2 separate regions of the Mus musculus genome follow, and region 2 is linked to region 1. The links are chromatin contacts, found by POLR2A ChIA-PET in ENCODE. All regions are on one chromosome and are shown on one strand. Each heading gives the region's core, a stretch centred on a gene start or an enhancer-like site at or near the end of the contact. The rest is flanking DNA. Distances are from core to core; before and after follow the strand shown.

Region 1 (4,606 bases), core at 1,442-3,941:
CTTGAATTCTCAGGGAACCCTGATTTAGTGGTACCCTTCTAAGCAAGTGAAAAGCATGGTGAAGCAAGACGAGGAATCCATGGAGAACATTGAAAGTCTGGATCTTGGTCTATTTCAGGAGCCTCTCAGGGCTTCCTGAAAGAGTTAGCCAGCCCTAAACTTCATATGGGAAAGCCTGGGACAAAGCAAGATGTAACATATTCTGAGACAAGGCCCCATGGGGAGCATTTGTGCATAAGTTTCTGAGTTAAAGACTCTGGGGAAGAGGTCAGGGGAACAGTAGATCAGTTCTTCAATAGCTTTGTTCATCAAATAGACCCCTGCCATCTGCCATCTGGGGAAGAAGCAATGATTACTAACTAGGCTTGCAGTCGGGAGCATCACCTCTACCTGAAGCCCTTCCAACTCCCAGCCTCTACTTCTAAACTGACCCTGTTCCTTTCCATCCCCAAAGAGGCATGATCAGCCTGCATTGTACTGCCCTTTGGTTATAGAAAGGCAAGATATAGCTTCCAGTCCTGCAGACCATGTATGCTAGATGTGTGCATGCTACCTCACAGGGAAGTTCACAGAGAGAAGCTTCAAGGTATACACAACCCTAAACCTAAGGCCCTACTTGCTGAAAGGAAGGAAGGCTATGTTAACCTCAGAGACCTCCAGACACTTCCCAGGCAAACCCTAGGAAGCCAGCATTCTCCCCAGTATCCTAGAAGACCCTGCTGATTATGTTAAAGTCTGAGGTGGGCAATAAACAAACAGCCCCAGTTAGGCCTCAGCTCTCCCTGAAGATTCAGATTTAGCTTCACCCTCAGACATCAACAATTGCTCAGACCTGCTCGTTTCTCTGGGCTTGCCTCTCTGTTCCAAGGTCTTTCTTCTCTGTCCCATTTCCCAAGAGCCTCTAGATCAGTGGTTCTCAAGCTATGATGGGTCATGACCCGTTTACAGGTCCTGCACATCAGACATTCACATTACAATTCATAACAGTAGCAAAATTACAGTTTTGAAATAGCAACAAAGATAATTTTATGGTTGGGGGTCACCAAAACGTGAGGAACTATATTAAAGGGTTGAAGCTCTAGGGAGGTTGAGAACTAATATAACAGTGCACTTGGAAATTGACTGAGAGGGGATTCATCAGCAGTATTATCCATCCCCACTTCTGATAGATGAGGAGTCAAGGCCCAGAGAAGGGACATGATTTTTGTGAAATTGATCATGCTGCCAAAGATGGGACTAGAGCCCTGAGTTCTTCCCTTGGTCCAGATCTCATCCATTCTTGTCCTGCAAAATGTGTCAGCTACTCCAACCAACAGCCCCCAAACAGACTTCTCTCGATATACACAGTCCTAGGCTAGAACTTTTGAAAATATTGCTCACCACAGACGATGTCTGAGGGAGGCTGAGTATGGGGCAGGGGGAAATGGGGCAGAGCCATCCACAAGTGCTGGAACACCAAGAGACTCACAATCACACAGTGTTTCCATTCATCTCACCCCATACAAAGCTGCAAGACTCTCCCAACCCATGCTCTCTGCCTCAGCTGTTTGTCAAGGATTCTGGGTCTTCTATTCTCTTCAAGACCACTCCTTTGCTCCTGCTTACTTATTTCCTGAAGAAATAGCATGGTGATGGTCTGTGACATGTCTTGAGGGAGCCACCTCCTATTGGAAAGCCTTTTTAAAACTAAAAGCCATCCCTTGTTCCTCCTCCTCTGAGCCCCTGGGCCCTGGGAATTTGGGACACGTTGTATATACCTCTGCTCTAGGTCATAGGGACTTAGCTGCTCCCCTGGCTGTGCCTACAACCCTCCAGGTACATTTGAAGAAAGCGAAGTCCTAGAGAGGTCAGGAGAGAGGATTGGAACGGTTCTCTCTGCTTGAGTTTCTGGCTTCTAAAGCAGGAACTTGGGCAGAGAAACTCGGTTCAGCGTATAACTCTAGGTAGTTTGTGGTACACTGGGGCTCTGAATTCTGAGGCCCAATGCAAGCTGTTTGCTTAGATCTTATTCTTCTAAAACCCCATGCACAGCTCCAGGGGCCCCTAACAGCCTGTCCAGCAACTTGTTAGGATTTTTCCTAACATTGCCGAGGCCTTCTACTCCTGTTGTTGTTGTTTTGTTTGCTAGGCTTTGGTGTATTGTTTTCTCTTAAGACTGGATTGATTGTGAAGCCCAGATGGGCCATGTTGTCAACATTAGCCTCGAACTCATGACCTCTCCCTGCCTCAACCTCCAGAATTCGGGGATTGCAGATACCTGTCTGTCATCACACCGGGCTTTCTGAATCTTCCCTCATTGAATAGCTTCACAGACTAGTCCACCCTGAAAAGCACTTAACTCTGTTTCCATTCGAACCCCGAACCTTCTTGAAGAGGGGGGAGGGGACCCAGGTGATGTAGGTGAGACATGCAACATTTTCAATACGAAAGTGTGTAGAGCAAAGCGCAAGCTTCCCGTCTACTGTGTCTCCTCTAGCTCCTTCCCCTGTCGCCGCTTGTGTCTCCGAGTTAGAAACCCCATATCAGACAGAAACTGCAGCCCGTGATGGGTTCTACGCACAGAGCCTTAAAAGCAGGGCCGGAGCGCAACCACGTCCCGCAAAGAAAGTCCGCCTCAAACAACAAGAGAACAAAGTGTTAACGCGTGGGCCCGCCTCCCTCCCGCCTCTTCCGGGCATAAGGGGGCGTGTCCCTCATCACTTCCTGGAGACTGGCCGAATCCGGAAGTGATCCTCGAGAACCTACTTTTCTACCGAGGACCCCGGCAGTCGGCGTGGGTTTAGGACCATGAGCTGGTGAGTGAGGCCGGGTGGCGTCGGCTGGAGCCAGGGCGGCCCGACAGCCCTGCTCCTAAGCGGTTCCGGGAGCCTCCTCGGTGCTCTCCCGGAGGCTCCATCTCTCGGCCAGACTCCCGAGGAGGATCCCTTAGCCTTGGACCCGCGTCTGATCCCTGTTGCCTGCCCTTTCTCCCATCGCATTTCCTTTCACCTCCTTGGCGTGAGGAGTCCCTCTTCCCTCTTCTCTCAGCTATCCATTGAGGTGGAGTCAGTGTCCTCCTTCGCTCCCGTGGGCATCTCTACACCGCGCTTATCTGCTCCGGAGCTGTGTTGCTCATTGAGGCAGACTAGGCACAGTTCTGTGACCAAAATCCAGCTGCTTTCAGACAACTGGAATAACATCACCTAACAGTGCCTCAAAAGACGAAATTCTTTTTAAAAATGTAAAAGTTGATTCTCACATGGGAAGGATCAGAATTGCACCACACACACACACACACACACACACACACACACACACATTTAATGTGTGATTGGACTGTTTGAATCTTTCCAGGGCTGTGACCCCACTGCCCTCTCTCTAAGATAGACATAGCTTAAACTTTATGGGGATCGTCAAACCAAGGAGCCATAGAGCTGGAATGTCACAGCTGCAGATGGGGGTGGGGGGAGCTCACGGTGGATACTTCCTGTTTGTGATTAGCCTAATGTGGAAGGTCCTCTTTCCCCAAAAGCTGGTCCTTAATTGTTGCTCTGGGGTTTTTGTTTTTGTTTTTACGTGCAGATGAAAAGTCATAAATTTTCTGTCTTCCTAGGGCTTCTTTAAAGGCTGTCAATGTCTTTACCATTAGGCCCAAGAGCCTGTGTGTCCATGGTCCCCACTCAAACTCCTAACTGTTTACAATGCATTTGTATGAATAAATTGGCCTCCAAGGAAGTATGAGATTAATCAGCCCTCTTTAGATCCCAAGGTGCATTAATGTAGGGGGCTGGACTTGCTCAGAGCCCAGTCTGTTATGCAAAATAAGTGCATGATAATCAGCTATGAATGAATGAAATTAGCTAGACACCCTCTGAGAAGGCTTTCACACTTGACCACCAGTGGAGACCAAGCTTTCGCCACAAGCAGCTAATGTCAGTCAATGTCAAGGATAGCTTTCTAATGTACAGTGTAAACCACTTCTGCCCCTTCCTCCACCTGCTTCTCAGACTGAGGTTAATTGGTGGACAAATGTCAGACAGCTGGAGAAGCAGGGAACAGAACACACACACACACACACACACACACACACCCGCGAAGCTCTAATAAGCCTCAGCAGGAGATACTCATTTCCCCTCAACCTCTTCCTCCAAGAGGCCCACAGAAAGCTGGAACCCCTAAAAGCTAACTTCCCCATCTTGTTACAGCTTAGCTAGTGACAGGTCAAGGGGCACTTCCTCAGTTCCCTTTGCTAAAGGGAAATCTCCTGAAGCAGAGTCGTTTCTTTTAAGCATCAGTCTGTGTACCTCCAGCTTCATGATGCTAGAAGTCATCTTGGTTTATGCACCTTGAATCTTTGAATCTCTCTTGCCTAATTTTTAAAAATAAAAAAGAAAGTATAGGTGCTTTCCGTTTAGACTGACATTTCTATTTTAAAAAAAAAAAATAGAATAAGTGGAACAGAGGCCACTAGAGGTGTTGGTTCTCTGAATGGGCTCCTCCTCCTCTTCCTCCTCCTCTTCTTCCTTCTCCTCCTCTTCCTCCTCCTTTTCTTGAAAACTAGCATTTTTTTTTCCAAACCATTTTCCAACAAAGCCCATCAGGTTGGAGAGACTTGGAATTGGCAGCC
Region 2 (4,606 bases), core at 1,343-3,842, 54 kb after region 1:
TTCTAAGAGCATCTATATGAAAGGAACAAGTCCTTCCCTCCAGATTACCCCACCCTGCATGCCACCAGGACTCACGCTTCTGAGGGAAAAGGGGGGGAATTCGGTGAGGCTGAAAGATCAGCTGGGGCTGAGCTCCCAGGATCCCTTGCTTCTGGCCCAGAGCTGCCACGTGCAGAAGGGGAGGCGCTGGAGACTTCAGTAAGGGCTAGAGGAAAATAGCCGGCAAGTTTAGGGGATCCCCAGGTTGATACCATGAAGAGACATCTATCCCACCTCCTCAACAAAAAGGATTGTGCCCAAAAGTCAGACCACAAGACTTCCTCCTCTCCTCCCCATTGCAGAGGACATGCTAAGAAAAATACCTGGTTGGAGAGCGTCTGCACCTTGACAGCATTCCAGGGCACGGCCTGGCCTGGGTTGTATGCGGCCTTCACCAGCACCTTCTCCCCCAGCTGGGGCAGTCGACCCTTCACCACACTGCCAGCACACAAACCAGGAGGCCCCATCAGGAGGCACCCTGGACAAGTTATTCTGACTGCCCCCAGGAAGACCTTCTCCATCAAAATTTCTCATACCGTGCAGTAAGATAGCAAAGCAATGGCTTTAAAGAGGGGGCCCACCAGCACAGAGACAGAACTAAATGCAACAACCTTTCCGAGAACAGACTAGCCTCAAGCCTACCTTAGCTGAAAAAAGACTTCTTCATCTACCACCCCAAAGTAGTCATGCAAGCTGGTAACAATGCCTGTGAAGACTCGCTGCTTTTCCCCACTCTGCAAGAGAAGGATAGGTCAAAAGCAACAGGAAGTGACCTGAACAAAATCATGCTATGTCACTAGGGCCTCATCTCTAGCCACAGGGACTCGGCTCGTGGTATTACAGGAAAATTCACATGGGAAGAAAACCAGTGGGCACACAGCCTATCTGTGAAGAGGACAGACGCTAATACTTGACTTCATCCAAACCGCACCAAGACCTCTCTGGAGCCAGGTATTCAAGATTCCCCAACCTAAGAGTTGTCTGCGTTCCCCAACACTGGCCTACTACCAGGACAAAACCAAACCAACCAACCAAACAAAAAACCATTGTAACACAAGAAACAACACACAGCAGGCATCCAAACATACTAGGGTCGCCCCAAAGGGAAACTCGCTAGAAAGAGCACCCAACATACCTGAAGGTGCCTGGCATTTTGGGACAGGTCTGTGGCCACAGGAGGAGTAAGTAGACCAGGGGGAGGGCCCAAAAGAGATGTTGAAGCTGCGCCTATGGGGACAGAGAAGCAATCTCCAGGAATTGCACCTACTACCCGAAGCACTAGAAGATAGCCAGAGGATCTTATAAACCCAGAGGTCTAGGTGGCTCCAATCAGCTACTCAGACATTCAGAAAAACACCCAAGAGCCATAGTTTTTGAAACTGAGTCTCGAGCATGTTCTGAGTGTAACCAGTAAGGAGTTAAGCACCTGAGAAGTTGCGTCCCCCTGGAAGTGGGTTGATCCTCTGCCGCTTAAACTGGGACATTTGGAATACTGTCCTTTCAAGGTCTTGGGGGGAAACCTTCAATCAAAACAGAAAGAAGTTAGCAGCTCCAATGGAAAACTTCCATCTATTGGGGAGGGGGAGGGGGGATAGAAAATCTTAAGTAAAGCTTTTAAGGTGAAGAGGTGGGTCCTAAAATGGAAGAATGGAGAGGATGTAGAGGAGATGAAATTGGTAGTAACGTTACTCCAGTTTGTTCTCACAATAACCTAGTGGTGGGTGCTAGTGACATGCTGGTTTACAGACAAGGAAACTGGAGCTTTGAGATCCGGAGACTTGCCCAAGGCCACAAAACCAGGTAGTGACAGAGTGGGACTCACACCCAGGTCTCCCAACAACTTAGCACTCCTTTCACTATGTCACTGGCACCCCTTAGAGAAGCTGGAGGAGTGAGGGGCTGGAAGAGCTCCGGTGACATTCATTCATTCAAAAACATCCGCCAGAACACTCCACGCAGGGCCGGGGCAAAAAATAAAAATAAAAGGTGCGAGTAGCGGGTTGGTGATGCGGGCCCTCTCCCCGGAAGCCCGCCAGGCGTCTTTAGGACCCGCTGGTGGGAAGGGAGCTGTCCAGCCGGCCCTCGCCAAGCGGCCTGCACGCCGCTCCCTCCTCCTAGGTCCCGACCCTAGGCTCCGGCCTCCGCAGCCGCCTGCGCAGAGCTTTCCGGGCCGGGCCACCGAGAAGCCACCGTGGGAGGTTCACGGCGCGAGGTTTCTCCTCCTCCCGCCCGCCCCCAGGGCCGAGGCCGTTGCCAGGGCGACGGAGCTTGCAGTCCAGAGGGGCTCGGCTCTTTCCGCGACTGGCGCATCTTCGCCGTTCGGACCCCGCAGCCTCGCCACCCGAGAGAGACGGAGAGGCGGGGGCGCAGCAGGAGGCCCCCAACCCACCTGCGGGCCAGGGCCACGACACCAGGGGGACAAAGACACCCGGAACCACCGCAGCCGCCGCTGCCACCACCACCGGAAACGCCTCTCCGGAAGAGAGACCACTGGTCGGAAGCTGCCACTCTCCCGGATATGGTACCTCCCTCTTCTCCATCGACCTCTCCCTTCCCCCACACCAGCCTGCCATCCCGCTCCAACTGTGGAACGGAAGTGCGCCTTCCCAGATCCGATAATGCCTTCGGAAGCCGAGCTCGGTGGTGTCCTCTCTCAAGTGTCCCATCAGAAAAGTAAGCTCGAACCATTGGTTCCAGGTCTCAAAATGACTGGAACTGGACCCACTCCCACAAACACAAGGAAGGGGACTACCACTTACACACCCTGCTGTGCTCTACTAACCCCCAAGACTACAGCAACAAAAGAAGCAGGGCCTCCATTGGCTAGAGGAGGAGCGTGCCTACTGGGGGTCCATTTCCAGGGGATAGTCTTCTGACTAAAGCCAATGACCACCCCACCCCACCCCCATCCCTATTCCTGTCCTTTTCTTGACTGCACCATCAGCAAGGGGTAAGCATATCCGAAATCTATACCCAGACTCTCAAATATGAAACGTACACGATCTTAATGAAGTGGCTCTATCCAAAATCTTGCCAGAAATGTGGCTATTTTCACAACTATTAACAGTGAACACACACACACCTTCCTTTAACTTCTGGCCTCCCATCTCCCCACTCCTGTTTGCCTCCAGCATCACACCCTTCCCAGGTCATTTAACAGTCACAGCACACATTGAGAATGTTTAATGTTACTTCATCCTCCTAACAAGCTTATGAGGTAGGTAAGGTGGGTATCATGGTCCCAAGTAGGAAGCTGTGGCTCAGAAATTAAGAGACTTCGCTATGGTTAAACTCCAGGATAGAACACAGCATCTTAGAGTTGACCTTGCAAGTTATGTGTTGTTCCTCTCAATGTTCTTGACCTTCCCCCCATCCCTCATTCAGCCTTCAGGGGCTGTACTCCAGAGCCGTGACTCACTACAAAGGTACCCAAGGCAATGTTGTTCTTGGTCCTAGGGCTGCCGTCTCAGGTATGAGGAAGACATTAGAAGTCCACATTAGTAACTGTTCATTGTGGAATGAAGATCGGTGCCATCCTTCCAGTGACACCCCAAACACCAACCCTTTGGACGAATGATTCCATCAGATGGGGCAGACGGAAGTCCAACAAAGATTGCATAAACTTACATCTGCAACATGCTGACACACTCCCATACTAAACATGCTCTATGAGCACCTGATAAATAAGTCAATTCACATTGCCTAAGCCCAGAGATTTCTGATGAGGAGGAAGAGCCCTGGAAGAGTGCTGGAACTGCACTCAGGAACCTCTTGGGGATCCAGGGCTCCTTGCTTCGATGCTTAGAGATGGATTTGGCCTTCACCTTGAAGAGGAGCAAGCACCAATAGCTTTTCTTGGCAGTGCAGAGAAGCAGCAGTAAGCCAAAATGTGAGGGACTTCTTCCCAAGGTCACCAGGTACACCAAGAGGTCATACAGAAAGATTTTTTGCTCGTGGCTTCTTAACCACCAATGCTGGTATAAAGGTCTTCCGTTGGGAATGGCACGGAGTCCTGTCAGAGAGGTTTCTAAACTCCATCCTATAGAAAAGCAAAGGAAAGTTAGACAAGAAGAGAAAGAAAACAGACAAGAAGCTTTGCATACCTCCTGAGGAGAAGCTGCCAACCATGACAGACAGACTTCACCTACAGTAAAATACTTTGCCTGTGTGTCTACCTTACCAGCCCCTAAATTTCAGTGGTAAGGAGTGAGGGCTTGACACGTGAGGATGAACATGCCGCCCACAATCTGGTAGTGGCTTCGGGAAAGCCACTGTTCCCAATCTCATGTCATCTTCTGTCTCTTCACCAACAAATAGGGCATATTTTTGTTTAGTTGGGTTTTTTTTGGGGGGGTTGTTTTGTTTTGTTTTGTTTTTTTTCAAGTCAGGGTTTCTCTGTGTAGCCCTGGCTGCCCTGGAACTCACTCTGTAGACCAGGCTGGCCTCGAACTCAGAAATCTGCCTGCCTCTGCCTCCTGAGTGCTGGGATTAAAGGCGTGCGCCACCAAGCCCGGCCAAATGGGGCATCTTAACTACAAGACAGGACACTACCAACATCCTCGCCCAG

The links. ChIA-PET counts read pairs that join two places held with the same protein, here RNA polymerase II (POLR2A).
Region 2: POLR2A ChIA-PET joins it to region 1 with 15 read pairs in Patski. The contact joins the promoter of Ccar2 here to the promoter of Bin3 in region 1. POLR2A ChIA-PET finds 5 or more read pairs at or near these places in 2 of 5 experiments (Patski and embryonic stem cell).

Annotation. Positions count from the first base shown.
Region 1 is chr14:70,097,402-70,102,007 of GRCm38, forward strand. Bin3 (bridging integrator 3) reads left to right here and starts at 2,692. Exons shown (of 9, transcript NM_021328.4): 1 at 2,692-2,795. The coding sequence starts at 2,788.
Region 2 is chr14:70,151,199-70,155,804 of GRCm38, forward strand. It overlaps Ccar2 (cell cycle activator and apoptosis regulator 2), which reads right to left and starts at 2,593. Exons shown (of 21, transcript NM_146055.3): 1 at 2,429-2,593; 2 at 1,466-1,559; 3 at 1,175-1,266; 4 at 682-773; 5 at 363-477; 6 at 76-205. The coding sequence starts at 1,523. 9930012K11Rik (RIKEN cDNA 9930012K11 gene) reads right to left here. Exons shown (of 7, transcript NM_001112735.1): 7 at 3,207-4,078. The coding sequence ends at 3,970.